Regions from separate parts of the Mus musculus genome. Here region 2 is linked to region 1. The links are chromatin loops, found by intact Hi-C in ENCODE. Cell type or tissue: heart. All regions are shown on one strand. Links, peaks and the distances in the headings refer to the core of each region. The heading gives the core; the rest is flanking DNA.

Evidence for each region. Hi-C counts contacts between places; a loop is a spot of excess contacts. Peaks named below come from ENCODE experiments on the same cell type or tissue, not always from the same donor. Only the 100,000 strongest peaks of a DNase experiment are listed, where the experiment ranks them.
Region 2: it touches region 1 in a loop (1.8-fold over the local background); 2 of 42 quality-filtered maps call a loop at or near these places.

Annotation. Positions count from the first base shown.
Region 1 is chr9:62,341,153-62,348,777 of GRCm38, forward strand. Anp32a (acidic (leucine-rich) nuclear phosphoprotein 32 family, member A) reads left to right here and starts at 191. Exons shown (of 7, transcript NM_009672.3): 1 at 191-402. The coding sequence starts at 349. It overlaps Gm20346 (predicted gene, 20346), which reads right to left and starts at 3,495. Exons shown (of 2, transcript NM_001378702.1): 1 at 2,797-3,495; 2 at 350-836. The coding sequence starts at 3,256. The coding sequence ends at 772. In heart, for the core only: a CTCF peak has its summit at 3,736; DNase peaks (open chromatin) are centred at 3,059, 3,179, 3,599 and 4,239; H3K4me3 peaks cover 2,500 bases; H3K27ac peaks cover 2,500 bases.
Region 2 is chr9:62,431,983-62,439,607 of GRCm38, forward strand. Coro2b (coronin, actin binding protein, 2B) reads right to left here. Exons shown (of 12, transcript NM_175484.3): 4 at 375-524. Among named protein-coding and RNA genes, the nearest start is that of Gm40523, 20 kb to the left of the region's middle. In heart, for the core only: no CTCF peak of the experiment used is centred there; a DNase peak (open chromatin) is centred at 4,029; H3K4me3 peaks cover 560 bases; H3K27ac peaks cover 2,500 bases.

The sequences.
Region 1 (7,625 bases), core at 2,498-4,997:
CGGTATCTAAAGGGGTCCGTCTCCGGCACCACAGCCAAATGGCTGAGCCTCCCTGGCCCGCTGCGCAGGATGCCCATTGGACCCTGCCCCCCGCCGCCACCACCACTATTGGCTGGCGTCCGAAGCCTCGCCATTTGATTGGCTCTTGTTGCCGCCGCTCCACGCAAGGAGCCGCAGGTCCCGCCTCTACGGCGATCAGGTTAGTGTGCGCCGCGGGTGCTGGGGGCTCGAGAACCGAGCGGAGCTGGTTGAGCCTTCAAAGTCCTAAAACGCGCGGCCGTGGGTTCGGGGTTTATTGATTGAATTCCGCTGGCGCAGGATCCTCTGCAGAAAGAGAGAGCGCGAGAGATGGAGATGGACAAACGGATTTATTTAGAGCTGCGGAACAGGACGCCCTCTGATGTGAGCATTTGCCAAAAATATCTCTGTCGGTCCATTCTCCTACTTTGTGTTATGTGTGCGTGTGTGTTTTGGGGGGAAGGCACTTTTTTATGGAGGGGGGCTCCGGGGAAGGTGTGGGGTTTGGGGTCTGACTGCAAATGAATTGCAAGGTTGGATGGCGGGGGTGGGGGGGGTTGCAATGCCACCGGAGCATGTTTCGTCCGCCGTCGCTGCTGCCCTTGGTGTGTGACTGACTACCTGTGCGTGTGCTCCCGCGTGTGCGGGTATGGGTGCGAGGGTGTGCGTGCGAGTGTGCACCCAGCGGGGGGCCGGCGGGGCGCACGCGTTCGGGTCGGAGGGAAGGCGGCAATTTCACCCTCGTCCGAGCTCTCAGCTCCCACGACTTGCATCTGGATGGAAAAGATGATCGAGGGGAGGAGAAGATGGGCTGCCTCCTGGATTAAACAACAAAAAGGGGTTGTTATATTTTAGAAGCGTAACCCCCTTTCCGCCCCCTCCCGCGCCTGCCCCCTCCCTTTGCAGTCTCTTTCGCTCGCTCGCACACAATAAGTTTTGGGCTTCGCGAGTCCGGTATAGTTTCTGATCAATGTAGCCCGAGGACCCCGGGGAGAGCGCGTGGGGACCCGACTGCTGCGGAGTTGGGAGATGGCTCGAGTTTAAAGCGCGTCTTCGTTTCTCTGCGGGGATGAGGCGAGAGGTGGGGAGCCATATTTGTAACTTTGTCGTGTTCGTGAACGCGCCCTTTCTCTCCCTCCCTCCCTTTCTCTGTCTGCCTTCCTTCTCCTTTCTCTCTCACTCTTTCCACCCCACCTTTGGGCCAGATGCTGTCTTTTCTCCCTTCTTCCTCGCGGAAAGGGAGGGGGGGTACCTTAGGTTAAGGGGGAGGGATTGTGAAGTGTGCAAATGCTCAGATAATCCTCGCGCCTCCCCAACCACGAGCGTCGCTAATGTAAGTTGCCCGGAGGCTGCGTCCCGTTCTGGCCCCCGGCTCCCTCCCCAGATGCCAGCCTTGGCACCCTGACGCCTCATCGGCAGCAGACACCCCACCTTCCCGGTCCTTGCTTCTCCTGGGGTGGGCTCCCTGGCAGCCATTCGGCGCTTGGTTAATAAATGGGCACGAGAAACTTTATCAGAACCCGAGCTGCCCAGAGCTAGTGCCGCTGTGGGGACCGACCCAGTCTACATTCTTGCGGGCACGGCAGGCACGCAGCTCTGGGATGGGCAGTTCGTCTGGCCGTAGCCGTTATGGATTGGGCAGCGGCGGGAGTATGGCAGGAGGAAACTTACACCGGTGGGAACAGGGAGGCTGGGCGCGAGCCCACTGCAAGGGGAAGTGAGGGTTGGTGGGTGACTCGAAAGCTACTGTTTATTTTTGTCTCCCTCTCGCTTTCACGCACTCGTGTTGTCTGCGAGTTGACCCATTCGAGAGACCTTAGGGTCTGCGGTGGAAACCCTAGCCAACTTCCCCTCTAGGCTCGGTAGTAGGGAGCAGGAGCTCGCGGGCGGGAAAGATCTCGGGTCTAGCCTGAGGGTCTGGGGCTCGGGCGAGTTGGGGGCTCGCGTAGCACGTTGTGCTGACCTGTCGCCCCTCCAGCCACTTGACCCCTCGAATCCTGACAAAGGCAGGCCTCATTTCCTCTTTTCTCCTAATTCCTCCTTCTAAACCTGAGTAAGACTTTTGAAAACAAGCTCCTTTCTGCCGACCGCCCATCCTCACGCAGCTGTGCACTGGAGACGTGCTACAGCCTTATGGCGCGCAGGGCGGAAGGAGGGGGCACCCCTAGCACCAGGACTTGCCGCGGGGGCTGCCTGGTTCGCCCGGTGGCGTCCCGACCCAGCCAGGGTGCCCGATCCCGGGGGGTGGAAGGGACTGGGTGTGGTGCTGGGGGGAGGGGGCCGAACGCGACTTCCCGCGTACTTTCCCGGAAGACCCCTATATGTAGTTGGGGGGCTTCAGGGTCCCGGCGAGTAGGTGCGCAGCAGCGCCGGACCCGACCGAGCGGTCCACAGTACTAGCTGACCCGGAGCGAAACGGAAAGCGGGTCGAACCGGCTCTTTAAACTTCCCCGAGTGTGTGCGCTGGGGGAGGGGCGGGCGCTCTGGGCTGGGCGCGATTTCTCACGCTTCGCCCCCTCGCCGTGAGTCTGCTGCCCACTCGCCGGCCTCCGGGCTTATGGCGGGGTGGGGCGCGCGGGTGGCGGGGGAGGGGGCACTTGCTGCGCATGGGGGAGGGGAGGGCAGAAAGCTCTCGAAAGAGGGACAAAAGGGGTGGGGGAGGAGGAACTGGCTTTTTGTTGTTGTTTTGCTGGGTTTTTGCTTTTTTCAAATAAACGTTTTTGGAAAACAGATCGTTCCGGGGAACCTCCCTCCCCAGAGTCCCCCCCACGCACCCACCTTCTGCAACCTCTCTCCCAAGTCGCATCTCGGGGACTGGTGGCCGCGACGCCGCCGTACTAGGACGAGCAGCCATGTTTCCCGGGGCGCCGGAGGCCCACCCCTCCCCCACGGCGGCCGCGGACCGGGCTCCGCGGGGACCGTGGCGCCCAGCGGTGGGGGCCTGAGAGCACACAGGCACAGTCGAACCTCGGCGCGGGCCTGAGGATCTGGTCTGGAGAGGGCGCGGCGTGCCGGGGACCCTCGACCTCCTAGGATCTACAGGCCCGTCTGCTCTCGCCATTTGCACTACTAGGCCATTGGGAGACCTATCCCCAGGGTGCCCTGGCATTCTTAGGGTGCAGGGGCAGCAGTCCCCGGCTGTGTGCCGGTGGCTCGCCAGTCGGGCGCCGAGCTGCCATTTTGTCACCGTGGCTGTTGTCGCGCTTGGGGGGTGGGGGTGGTGAGAAGCTTGCGCCATCGCCCCGACGGCCGCCCTCTAGCGAGGTGGCTGCTGGAGGAGCTGGCCCCTGGGACACCCCCACCCCATTTTCGCATTCGGCCTTATAGGGGCTCCCACCCAGGGTCCAAGGATCCCGAAGCTGTAGTAGCCCCGAAAAGGTGACGGTCTATCTTATCCAGCGGCCCCCGCCCCAACTCCCTGCCCCCCCCCCCCCGTTCGGCTTTCCGCCGTGGCTCCTGCTGCGCTCGGCACGTAGTGAAAGGTGGCCTTGAAGGCGAAACGATTGCGCTGGTGTTTGCGCCTTCAGCGGAAATGATTGGGTGGTGTATGGGGGTGGGGGTGAAACTAGAGGGCGGGAGGGGCTCAGGCTCTTTAATCTGGTGGCCCTCTGTAATGCCGAGGGCGTCAGCCTTCTACCCGGGAGGGACGAGTTGTTGGATGCGCTGGGGAAACGCCCTCCGGGGCTGGGCTCTCTAGAAAGGTTGGTCGAGTTTCAGGTGGGTGTCGCAGCACTCTGCAGGCTGAGGGAGCTCTCTCGCTCTTTATCCAGTTCCTCACCCCGCGCCTCCCACCCCGCCCCCCATTTTTGTTTTGGCGGGGAAGGTAGGTAACTACATAGTAAACGCTACCTTAAACCGAAAGAGAAATAGGATTTTTCTTTAAAAAAAAAAGTAAACTGTCCTTTTGTATTGCCTTCAGACTCGGGCAGTTTGTTCCTAATGCAGGCCCCGATGTGGGACTCAAGCGTGTGCTAGGCACATCGCAGGCTGTAGGCTGGTGTCTGCATGTAGAGACTAACTTCCATGGAAGTGTCGGGCAAAGGCTGCTATCGGAGCCGGGAGTCTACTTTGACCTCTGGAATGCGTTGCATTTTTTTTTTTCCGTCCAGGTTGACTTACTGCCTAATTGGGTTCAGGAGAGTGGCCTGGCGGTTTGCTCCAATTTATGCAAGCCAAGCGGGGATTGGGGGCAGAGAACTGAATGTGGCCTTGGTATGGGGTGATCAGTTGACTCTTGTGACTGGCAGCTGCTGAGGCTTGTTTTTGATCTGAAGGTTCCATGGTGAGGCTGGCTTCTGAAGCCACACAGACCCTGGCTTGAGTTCACCAGCTACAAGGAGGTAGGATCCTGCCAACCTGTGGTCTGGGACAGATTACCTTAGTCTACATCCAACGTTTTGTACATGTGTCCTGTAAGACTGGACAGTTCTGTTTTTATCAATAAGTCACTATTGGCTTGAGTTGGCCCTTCGCAGGTGCTTGATATAGTCGCAGATACTGGGGAGTGGGGAGGAATAATTTAGGGCCCCTTGGAGGTTTAAAATAACAACTCCAGCAATAATAGCAGATGCTCACATAACTCCTTACTGTGTCTGGCATGTTGCTAAGTGGATTACAGACATCAGTTAATTTAGCCTCACAAGGGCACTATGTTAAGTACTGTTGTTATTCTTATACTAAATGCAAGGAAATTGAGTCAGAGCTCCAGATCACCGCCGGTCGGTACAGAACTGGGATTCTAACTCCGTTAGACTCAGCCTCTGTACTGCCCTGAAGCACCACGGGAAAGGACTTTTTCTCCTCCAGTTTTGGAGTGAGGCCACCTATTAGCAAGAGGGTGGGTTTGGGTTTGTTGGTGTTGAGGGCACAGAAACAAAGCATAGCTTCCTGGTGGAGCGTTAGGTGAAACAGACAAGTGGAGTGGGTAGGCATTTTAAGGGGGAGCCTGACCCTGGTTTGGAATATTCAGTATGCACTGTTAGATGTTTCCGGTAATGAGAAGACAAGCAGGAGCCATTCTTAGTGGTTATTTAGGTGTCTTATATAAGTAGTTTTTTCATTAGCCTTTCTGTAGAAAGAAAAAACAATCTCAGGATAGAATAGACAGGACCTCAGTGTTGGGATGTAGCCATGCTAGTAATACTGCCTAGAGCCACTCACCTAACCCTGCCTGAAGTTCCTTAAAGATAGCCAACCTCTCTGTTCTGTGGATGGATCACTTAGGACTCAGAGTCAGCCTCCCAAGGTAGTCTGTGGACAGGAGAGAATGCAGGTTCTGTAGTTGACCAAGGCCCATACATGACCTATATTACCAGATCATCCAGGGAACCGGTAAAATGCAAATGTCTGGGCTCCACCCCCTGGGTGTGGGCTTAGTACCAGGTCACCATGGTTCGCTCTTTATGCTGCTGAGTTGAAAACAGTTTGTATGTCTAACCACTAAGAGATTTGGGAATCTGGGAGCGAACCTTTGAATGATCCTCCTCCCTACAAATCTCGCTCGTCGAGTTAACAAAGTTGTATTAATGAGAAAAAAAATTGTACTTATTTTGAACTTGATCAATAAAAGAATTAAGAGGGAGATGTGTATCCTTTTGTTATAAAAGCACCTGTGTTATGTTCTCAATTTTGCTTCTTGAAGTTTACTACCTGGAAAGTTAGTTCTCTTTGTTTAGCAGGCAGGGGAGGTCCCTGGGGTCCTGTGCTTTGTTCTTTTAGGAATGTGGCAAGTCCTACATTTGATGGTGCACTGTGAATTTTCCAAGACCTTCTGAATATGCGATTAAACAACTTTTGATCCTCATAGAAATGGGCTCCCGTTCACAGGCCTTCATGAGAAGTTGTTCTCATTCCTGGCTCCCTATGGAGCAGTCCTCTCTGTCTCAGAGGTAGAGAGGAGGAAATTTAAGTCCAGGGCTACTGAAGTTTGCAAAGCTGCTTGCTGTATACCTAGTGACTAGTGAGGGTCAGGACATATCACCACAGTCCCCAGGTCACCCTGGCACCTCCGTCCCAGGCCTGCTGCTGGGGGGGGGGGGGGAAGACAGCACATAGCAAAGCAGAAATGGCTTTGGGTTCAAAACCTTTGTCTAATTGCCTCTTAATGCTTGGGCCACTAAGCAGAAGTGTGTGGAACGTGAAGTTCCCGGCAGCAGTGTCAGACCCTGTCCCCTCCCTGGGCTGGGGCCACATTAGCGGCCTCTCAAGGTGACTTACTTGGGACTGGTGCAGTTAGGCATCATCCGTGCAGCACTGTGGGAGAGGTGCCTGACTCAGTACTAACTCACCACTCTGAAGAGCCAGGCAGGAGCTGTCTGCCAGCTGTCTGCTCTCCTCTCCTCTCTCCCTTCTATGTCGGAGCCCAGGGCTTGTTGCTGAGTGGCTGTGGTGGGGGTCTGATGGAATGAACTTGGCCTAGCATTCTGGCCTGAATTCTGACCTGAGAGAAGCAGCTCATTGCTACGGTGTCTAAAAGGGTGTTTTCCTTGGAGCATCCCCTTTTAGGCTGTGTCTCTTGGGACCTACTCTCCATCGGTGCTCAGCACCTGCTTCCCATAGACAGGTAAGAAGAAAAACATGAACCAGACTTGAGTTTTTTTTTTAAACATATTGATTTTTAAAAATTTTTTAGATATATTTATTTTTATTTTATGTATATGAGTACACTGTCACTGTCTTCAGACACACCAGAAGAGGGCATCAGACCCCCATTACAGATGGTTGTGAGCCACCATGTGGTTGCTGGGAATTGAACTCAGGACCTCTGGAAGAGCAGTCCGTGCTCTTAACCTCTGAGCCATCTCTCCAGCCCCTGACTTGAGTCTTATATTACATTGGCATATAATTATACAACAAATACTGAGTTAAAGAGAGGGCTCCTGACTGGACCGGAGGTAGTTATTCAGAACATTTCAGTGATAGAATTGGTTGAAGCCATGTGAGCAAAACACCCATGGCCTCAACACGTCCAATTCCAGACCTGGAAACTGCCTCCTAGTATAGAACCACGTGTCCCAGTGACACCGGTATCTTTCTTCACGCCCTGTCCTCTGCGGTGCTCCACAGCACCTTCCGGGAGGTCCCTTCAAACTGATCTTGTTTTTACTCTGTTCTGTGCAACTCCCCTCACCCCTGACACGCCCAGTCTACCATTTTCTTTACCAAACTGGCTCCAGGCAGTAGGTCTAAACGATGAGCCTACTTGATCACTTACTTACTCCAGCGTGGATTGCAGTCCCTGCCTTTCTCCCAGAGGTATTTGCATTTTGAGAGTCTGGTTTAGTGAGGAAATTATTGAGAAGAACCATTAAAGACTTGGACGCACTTCTCAGCTTGGTCATTAACTTGAGTTGGACAAGGTGTTCAGCTTCTCTCCTTGTCGTCTAAAATGGAGTGGGAGGGGGGTCGGGCTGGGGTTGTAGTGACTGTTGTAGTTGTAGTAATTGTAGTAACACAATTACTAGAGTTCTTATCTAGAACATACAGAGCCCTAGGTTCTGTTTTTTGTACTTTGTAAGGCAGATGTAATGCCAGCACTTACTGCAATCCCAGCACCTGGGGGGGGGGTGGAGGAGGGAGAAGTTGAAGGTCATTCTCTGCTCCATATC
Region 2 (7,625 bases), core at 2,771-5,270, 91 kb after region 1:
GATAGGGTTTGGGGCTGCAATTTCCCCTGCAGCCCTGCATCTCAGGTTGCTCATTTTTCCTATTAGGAAGGCATGATAGTCTCTTGGTTAGGAAGTTACCAGACAAAGGTTATGGGCGTTGTGGTCTTCTAGTCCACTAAACTCCAGAGAGAACAGGAAAGATGCCTTAAGCCCCCAAGACTCCCAGGAAAAATTTGTGCCCCGGAGATAGGTAGAGAATGAATAAGTGACTGAATGACTGACTGACCAAATGGGCCTATGTCAGTCAATGTGCTTAGACTATCCCCTGCTCTCCCCCTTCCCCCTGCATCCCCCACTGAGCCAGCTCTAGCCAGACTGCCCACTCCTGGACCATCCCCCTCCCCCCACCGCACCTTGTAGTCATAGCCAGCGCTGAAGAGAATGTTGTTGGTCGTGGGGTGCCACTCAACCAGCCCCACACGGCGGCTGTGTCCGTGGAGCTCCAGGAGCGCCTCGGTCATGTTCCGCTTCAGCCCACCGTCAGGGATCTCCCAGATCCGCACCTGCAGAGGGAGAGCCTTGGCTTTAGTTGGACAGACAGGGGCAGGGGTGCCACAGACCTGGGGGAGGAGCTAGTGCTAGACAGCATGTAACCGCAGACAATGAACATTGTTTCCAGGTTTTTGTTCTGTTTTGTTGATTTTGCTCTTTTGTTTTTGAAGAGGATCAAATGTAGCTCGAGATGACCTGAACCGTCTGACCTTGCCTCCACCTCTGGAGTGTTTAGATCACAGGAATGTGCCACCTTGACCTATTTTATAGGATGCTGGGGACTGAACTCAGGGTTTCACACATGCCAGGCAAGCACTCTATCAGCTGAGCCTCTCCCTACTTCCCCAGCATGCTATTCCCCTGCCAGGCTCAGACAGTCACAGCAGCTTTTAGCAAGCACCAAATTAAAAATCTGCCTTCGTTTCCCACCAGCAACCTGCTAAGGAAATCTGCTTCTCCTCCTTCTGCCCCAGCTCCTCTGTGTCCTTCATGGTGGGTCTCCTACTCTGTCCTGACCCTGGATGGACATCTGGGCAGAGGGAAGCTGTGGTTTAGGCTAAGAGATAACGGGCTCGAGGGCAGAGCATCAGGCTCGAGGTCAGGCTTGAGGGGCGAGCCTAAGCAGAGCCTGGATGGTGGAGCTGCTGTTTGCAGTCCTGTGTGAGCCAAGAAGCAGAAAAGGATGGTCTGTGGAGAGAAAGATGGGCCAAAAATGGTCCAGGTGGGGAGCTCCAGAGAGAGGCACTGAGCCCCAGACAGACCATGGTCTCTGATGCTCATCCCACTGGGCTTCAGTGGCTCCATGCAGGCATTCATCTCAACTGTTGCCATGTCATCTACAAGGCGGTGTGTATATGTGTCATGGGGGAGGTTGTCCCTGCTCTTGCCCTGCCTGGCCTACTGGGATTCAGCGTGAGATAGCGGTGATAACAGCTTATCAGCTATGAGGGGCTGTATATAGCTACAGAATTATGATGAAAAGTGGGATGCCCCCAGGTCCCGTGTGTGTGTGTGTGTGTGTGTGTGTGTGTGTGTGTACACAAGTGTGTGCACTTGAGTGCAGTGCTCAAGGAGGCCGGAATATGGCACTAGATCACCTGGAGCTAGACTTACAGCAGTTGACGTGGGTGCTAGGAACCAAACTTGGATCCTCTAGAAGAGAAGTAAGCACACGTAACTAACCACTGAGCCATTTCCCAAGGCCCTTGTATGACACTCTGTGATCTGCCATGGCGGTGTGAATGAGAATGTCCCCTGTAGGCTCTGTATTTGAACACTTTGTCCCTAGTTGGTAGTGTGCTGTTTGGGGGAAATTCAGGAGGTGAATTGAAGGAAGGTAATTACTGAAGGAAGTAAGCCATTGGAGGTGGGCTTTGAGTAGTTCATTTTCTCTCTCTCTCTCTCTCTCTCTCTCTCTCTCTCTCTCTCTCTCTCTCTCTCTCTTTCTCTCTCTCTCTCTCCCCCCCCTTTTTTTTGAGACAGAGTTTCACTGTGTAGCCCTGGCTGCCCTGGAACTTGCTCTGTAGAGCAGGCTGGCCTCAAACCCAGAGATCTGCCTGCCTCTGCCTACCAAATGCTGGGATTAAAGGTGTGCACCACCCCCACCCAGCTAGGGCTTCCAGTTGACGCCCTGCTTCATGCTTAAGGTCATGCTTATGCTAAAGGTCATAAACCCTCAGCTCCCGCCGCTGCTGCTGCTGCCGCCATGCATCCCTGCCATGATGAACTCTGTAACCATCATGAATCCTCTGTAACCAAATAAACTCTTCTATATAAGTTGCCTTGGTAGTGCTTTCTCATAGTTAGTCAAAAGAAGTAACTATGTCACTAATATACCTAGGAAGGCATGGGATATTCCTTATGACATCATCTAGACAGAAAACAATTGGCTAACAAGAGTGGAACAATTTAATATGTGATGTCAATTCATCACGCTCACCATTTGGCTAGACCATCAATGCACAAAGATCATCTGAAGGCAAGCAAGGCTGAAGTTGGGGTGCTTGAAGAGAACTCCTTTGCCAAGTTTCCTGACCAATCAGGTGCACCTCCCCCGGATTATGGAAGCAAGGGCCTCCCCACAAAAGCCCCCATAACTTGTCTATCAACTCGATAAGAAGGAAGTTTTTCCATGGAGAACTTGAAACCACCATTCTCCATTTCAGGGAATCAGCCCACTTGAGAACAAATTTCCTCACTGGAAGTCCCTTGGTAGCTCTCGCCTACCACCCACCACTACCTGCTAGTGTGCAAGAGTGACAGGAAGAGGGACCTGGCATGACCTTCTGCCACCTAACAGTGCTGTGGAGTGAGGACTAGTTTAGAAACAGTGGGAACAGTGGAGTGTGGTGATGACCAGGAAGACACACATTCCTTTCACCTCCAATTGAGAAGACTAATGCTTAGATTAGACATGTGTACAACACACACACACACACACACACACACACACACACACACACACACACACACACACACACACTTTCTTCTTTTGTTCCAAAAAGCTGCTGTTATGCATGTTTCATAGCTTGTTTATTTTCATGTGATGGCAAGTTGTATCTTTACATCTTGCTATGTACAGACATGCCATGTATATGTGCATACATGTATAAGAATATATATGATACATGTATAAACATATAAGAAATAAATTATATACATTTATATGTGTTTGTGTATATAATGTGAATGCATATGCATACATGTTCGTGTGTGTGTATGTGTGTGTGTGTGTGTGTGTGTGTGTGTGTGTGTGTGTGTGCATGTGCATTGAGGACAAACCTCACTCACCAGCTGAGTGACACTGGATGAGCCATTAACCTCTCTGAGGTTCTGACTCTTGGTGTAGAAAGTAAAGGGGTCTATGGGTCTTGCAGAGGCTTGTGGCTTAAATCCAGCTGGGTCCAAAGTCATGTGAACTGAGTTGTTAGAGTGGCAGCTGTCTTGTGCCACAGGAACACAAGGGAAGTGGGACCCCAGGTCCAGCCTCTGGGAAACAGGGGGTGGGGGGAGACAGACAGAGAGTGACAGACAAAGAGAGACAGAGAGGTGTATACAGCTGGACAGTGGTGATTGCTAAATGTAAGATCCTAGCACCTAAACAGGGTTTGGGGAACCAGGGAGAATCAATACCCCAAAGAGAGGTGTCTCTTATTTGATACCTGGAAGTTCCTCTCCTGGGCCCAGCTTTCTCATCTGCACATTAGTTCCAGACATCTCTGACATTGCTGAGAGGGAAGAAATCACGAGGCCTGACACAGCAAGAAGTTGGCACCAGAGACAAAAAAAAAAAAAAAAAAAAAAAAAAAGCTCTGGGCTCTGGAGAGTAGCTGCAGTTCACAGTGGGCTTAAAACACCCAGAAGGAAACTCCTGTCTCTTAGAATGCATGGAATTTGCTAGAAACAAAGTGTATCTGGGATGTGGGAGGAACACAGTGGTTCTGCCCAGGGAGTGTGCTGGGAGCTTACTGCAATAACACAGGAAACCTGAGACTGTGCCAAACAGGATTTGGGGAAGGAAGGGGTGGAGAGAAGCGTGGAGGGTTCTCCTCCAGCAAGCCAGCTGTGCCAGAGTCCCCTTCCAGCCCGGAGCCAGGGTCTTGTCACACTCAGTCACGTTTAATCAATTAGATAAGTGGGGGTGGAGGGGGGCGGGGGGCGGGGCGTGTCTTGGCTTCCAGGAGCTCAGTCTCCTGAGAGACAGCGGACATGCGGACATGCGCAGACAAGTGAGGGCAAAGTTGGCGCATTAAGGAGGAGATAGAGCCTCCAAAACAGAGTGTGCGTGAGTGGGGACAGGTCAGCTAGACAACAAGGATTGACCTTGAGCTTGTGCAAGCTCCCTGCAAACCCAGGCTCTGACCTGAGTCACTGTGAATCTGTGGCCAAGGATTTTAGATTTTTCTGAACATGTTTTCTCAGCTGAGGGGTGACTCTACCGGTGCCACACAATTGCCTCGACGACTAAAGAAAATGAAATCAATTGCCTCGACGACTAAAGAAAATAAAATCTGTATCCTCCCAGGAAGATGACTGTTGGCTAGTTGTATGTCAGCTTGACACAGCTAGAGTCATTTTGAAAGAGAGAATCACAGTTGAGAAGATGCCTCCATCAGACTGACCCATGGTGCATTTTCTTGATGGATGCTTGATCAATGTTGGGAGAACATAGCCCACTGTAGGTGGTGCCATCCCTGGGCTGATGGTCCTGGGTTCTATAAGAAAGCAGGCTGAGCAAGCCATGAAGAGCAAACCAGTAAGCAGCATTCCTCTATGGCCTCTGCATCCGCGCCTGCCTCCAGGTTCCCGACCTGTTTGAGTTCCTGTCCTGACAGCCTTGGATGGTGGACTGTGATATGGAAATGTAATAGAAATAAATCCTTTCTTCCCCAAGTTTCTTTTGGTAATGGTGTTTCATCACAGCAATAGAAACCCCAACTAAGACAATGACCATGGATCTGCAATACCTACTTGAGTAATGCTTATATAACATTAAGGATTACAGACAACTTTTCAATAGGTCAAACTTTAGATGTGACTCTTTTTTTCCTTTTGAAGAATAATTATATTGGGGTTGGGGAGAGCCTAAGGGGAAGGGAGGGAGGGGAAACTATAGTCAGGGTATAATATATGAGAGAATAAAATTATATTTTAGTTATATATGTATGTATACATGTATGTATGTATTATTGTATCTGTGTGTATGTATGTGTCTGTGCATATTGATGTTTATAGAGGCCAGAAGAAGGTACTGGATCCCCTGGAGCTGGGGTTACAGATGATTGTGAGCCACCTGACATGGAATCAGGGATATGAGAGCAGCAAGCAGTCTCAGCCACTGAACCTCTCCCTGGCCCCTCCTTTCTTTCTTTCATTATAATTTTTTTGACCCAACTGCCCTTGAACTCACTATGTACCTAAGGATGACCTTGAACTGTTTCCCTTTTCCTCCTCAAATGTCAAGATTAGGCATAGTGTGCTCTGCTCTGCTCACTTCTTAATTTTATTATCAAAGCTAAGACATGATGCCCACCTACACCTGCAGGGTCAGGGTCATGGGTAGCTCTGACTCTGGCTTCTGCATCTTTGGTCCCTGTAACATCTAGGTCTTCAGGAAAGCAACGCACATAGCCATGGCCTCCCGTGACGACAGCGCCTCTTCTGGCTCTCTCCGGAAAGGCTGCCTGAAGCTGTTTCACAGTTAACTTTGACTTTTTAGAAGTAGGAGCCCACAATAAAATAACAAAACTATACACAAGTTCATGAACCGGGAATGAGGTGGTTCGTTGTCACTATCAAGTCTCCTGGGCCACCTGTCACTATGTGCTGAGCTTTTATTTTTAATATTGATTTTATTTTGTGTGTGTGGGTACGTGTGTATATGTATGTGTATAGTTTTTATGCGGGTTCTAGGGATTTGTATTCAGGTACTCATGCGCACACAGTAAGAGTTGCTACCCAGAGAGCCATCTCCTCCATCCCAGAGGGCCAGCCATTATTTATTTATTTATTTATTTATTTATTTATTTATTTATTTATTTATTTATTTAAGGTCTCGTGTAGTTCAAGCCGGCCTCCAACTCCATATGCAGCCAAGGATGGCCTTTGATATCTGATCCTGATACTCCTACGTCCCAAGTGCTGGCATTACAGGTGTGGGCCACCATGCTGGGCCTTGTGCTGTTCTTTATAGGAAAAGCAGCACAGGCGTCCTGTTGACGTCAGAGTCAAAATGTACTGGTAGCTACTGAGCCATCTGTCTATAGCAATTTCCTGTGGGCTTGCCAGCTACTCTGTCCAGTCGTAATGGAAATGCCAGTCTGCACTCACCCTTTTCGGGATGCAGAGATGACTTACCAATAGCCAGCTCCATAGTGCAGGCCATTCTCCCTGTGTCCCCAACAGGGCAATGCTGCCTGGCACAGAATGGGCACCCAGGCTGTATTTCCTTCCTTTCCTACCCCCCTCTTCCCTCCCTCTCTTTCTCCCTTCTTCCTTTTCTTCCTCCCTTTCTTCCTTGTAATAGGAATTGAGCCCAGGGGCTTGAGTCTGCCAGGCAAGCACTCTACCACTGAGATCCCCAGGAGGGGTGTTATCTTTGGGTTGCAGAGAGCAGATGCTGGTGGTGGAGCTTAAAGAGAAAATAAAAGAAAGATGCTGAGCTTGGCCCACCAGGGAGAGGGACCTCCCTCCTGCCACCTTTCTTCTCCTGGGAATCCACTCTCCTTTTCTTGAACACTGTGTCTGTCTGTCTATTGTGTGATGCTCTATCATCTTCCTCTGAGTAGGGCCACCCAGGGAAGGGCCGGGAGCTTGAGCCTCATAAAGAAAGCTATACTGCCCTTCCCTGCGCCTGCCAGCCAGCCAACCAGCTGCCCTCCCTTGCTGCTGCAGAAGCTATAAAAAGCACAGCACTTCAACAATAGGTGACATCACCCAGCAGGCTGGCGGAAAGAACTGGATTCTGCCAGATGCCAGGCAGAGTTATGGTCCCTTTCCTCCCCCCAGGATGAGGCCTCTAGGGAAAGAGCTTGGGCAGGCTCCCTGGATCCTGCAGGGATGTAGGGGATAGACTACAAAAGACTCTCTTGCCTTGGAGGAAGGGAATTGATCCCAAGGGACATAGCATCTTGACAGTGCTAAAGACTTCCCTGGGGCGAGATGGGGAGGAGCTGCTGGTGAAAGACCCCACCATAAGGCTTAGCAAGCTAGCTGCAGTAACGCCATTTTGCAAGGCATGAAAAAGTACCAGAGCTGAGTTCTCAAAAGTTACAAGGAAGTTCAGTTAAAGATTAACAGTTAAAAATCAAGGCTGAATAATACTAGGACAAGGGCCAAGAACCGATGGTACCCACCTGGGCCCCGGCTCAAGGCCAAGAACCGATGGTACCCACCTGGGCCCCGGCTCAGGGCCAAGAACAGATGGTACCCAGATAAGGCGGAACCAGCAACAGTTTCTGAAAAAGTCCCACCTCAGTTTCAGGTTCCCCAAATGACCAGGAAATACCCCAAGCCTTGATTTGAACTAACCACTCAGCTCGCTTCTCGCTTCTGTACCCGCGCTTTTTGCTCCCCAGCCCTATAAAAAGGGTAAAAACCCCACACTCGGCGCG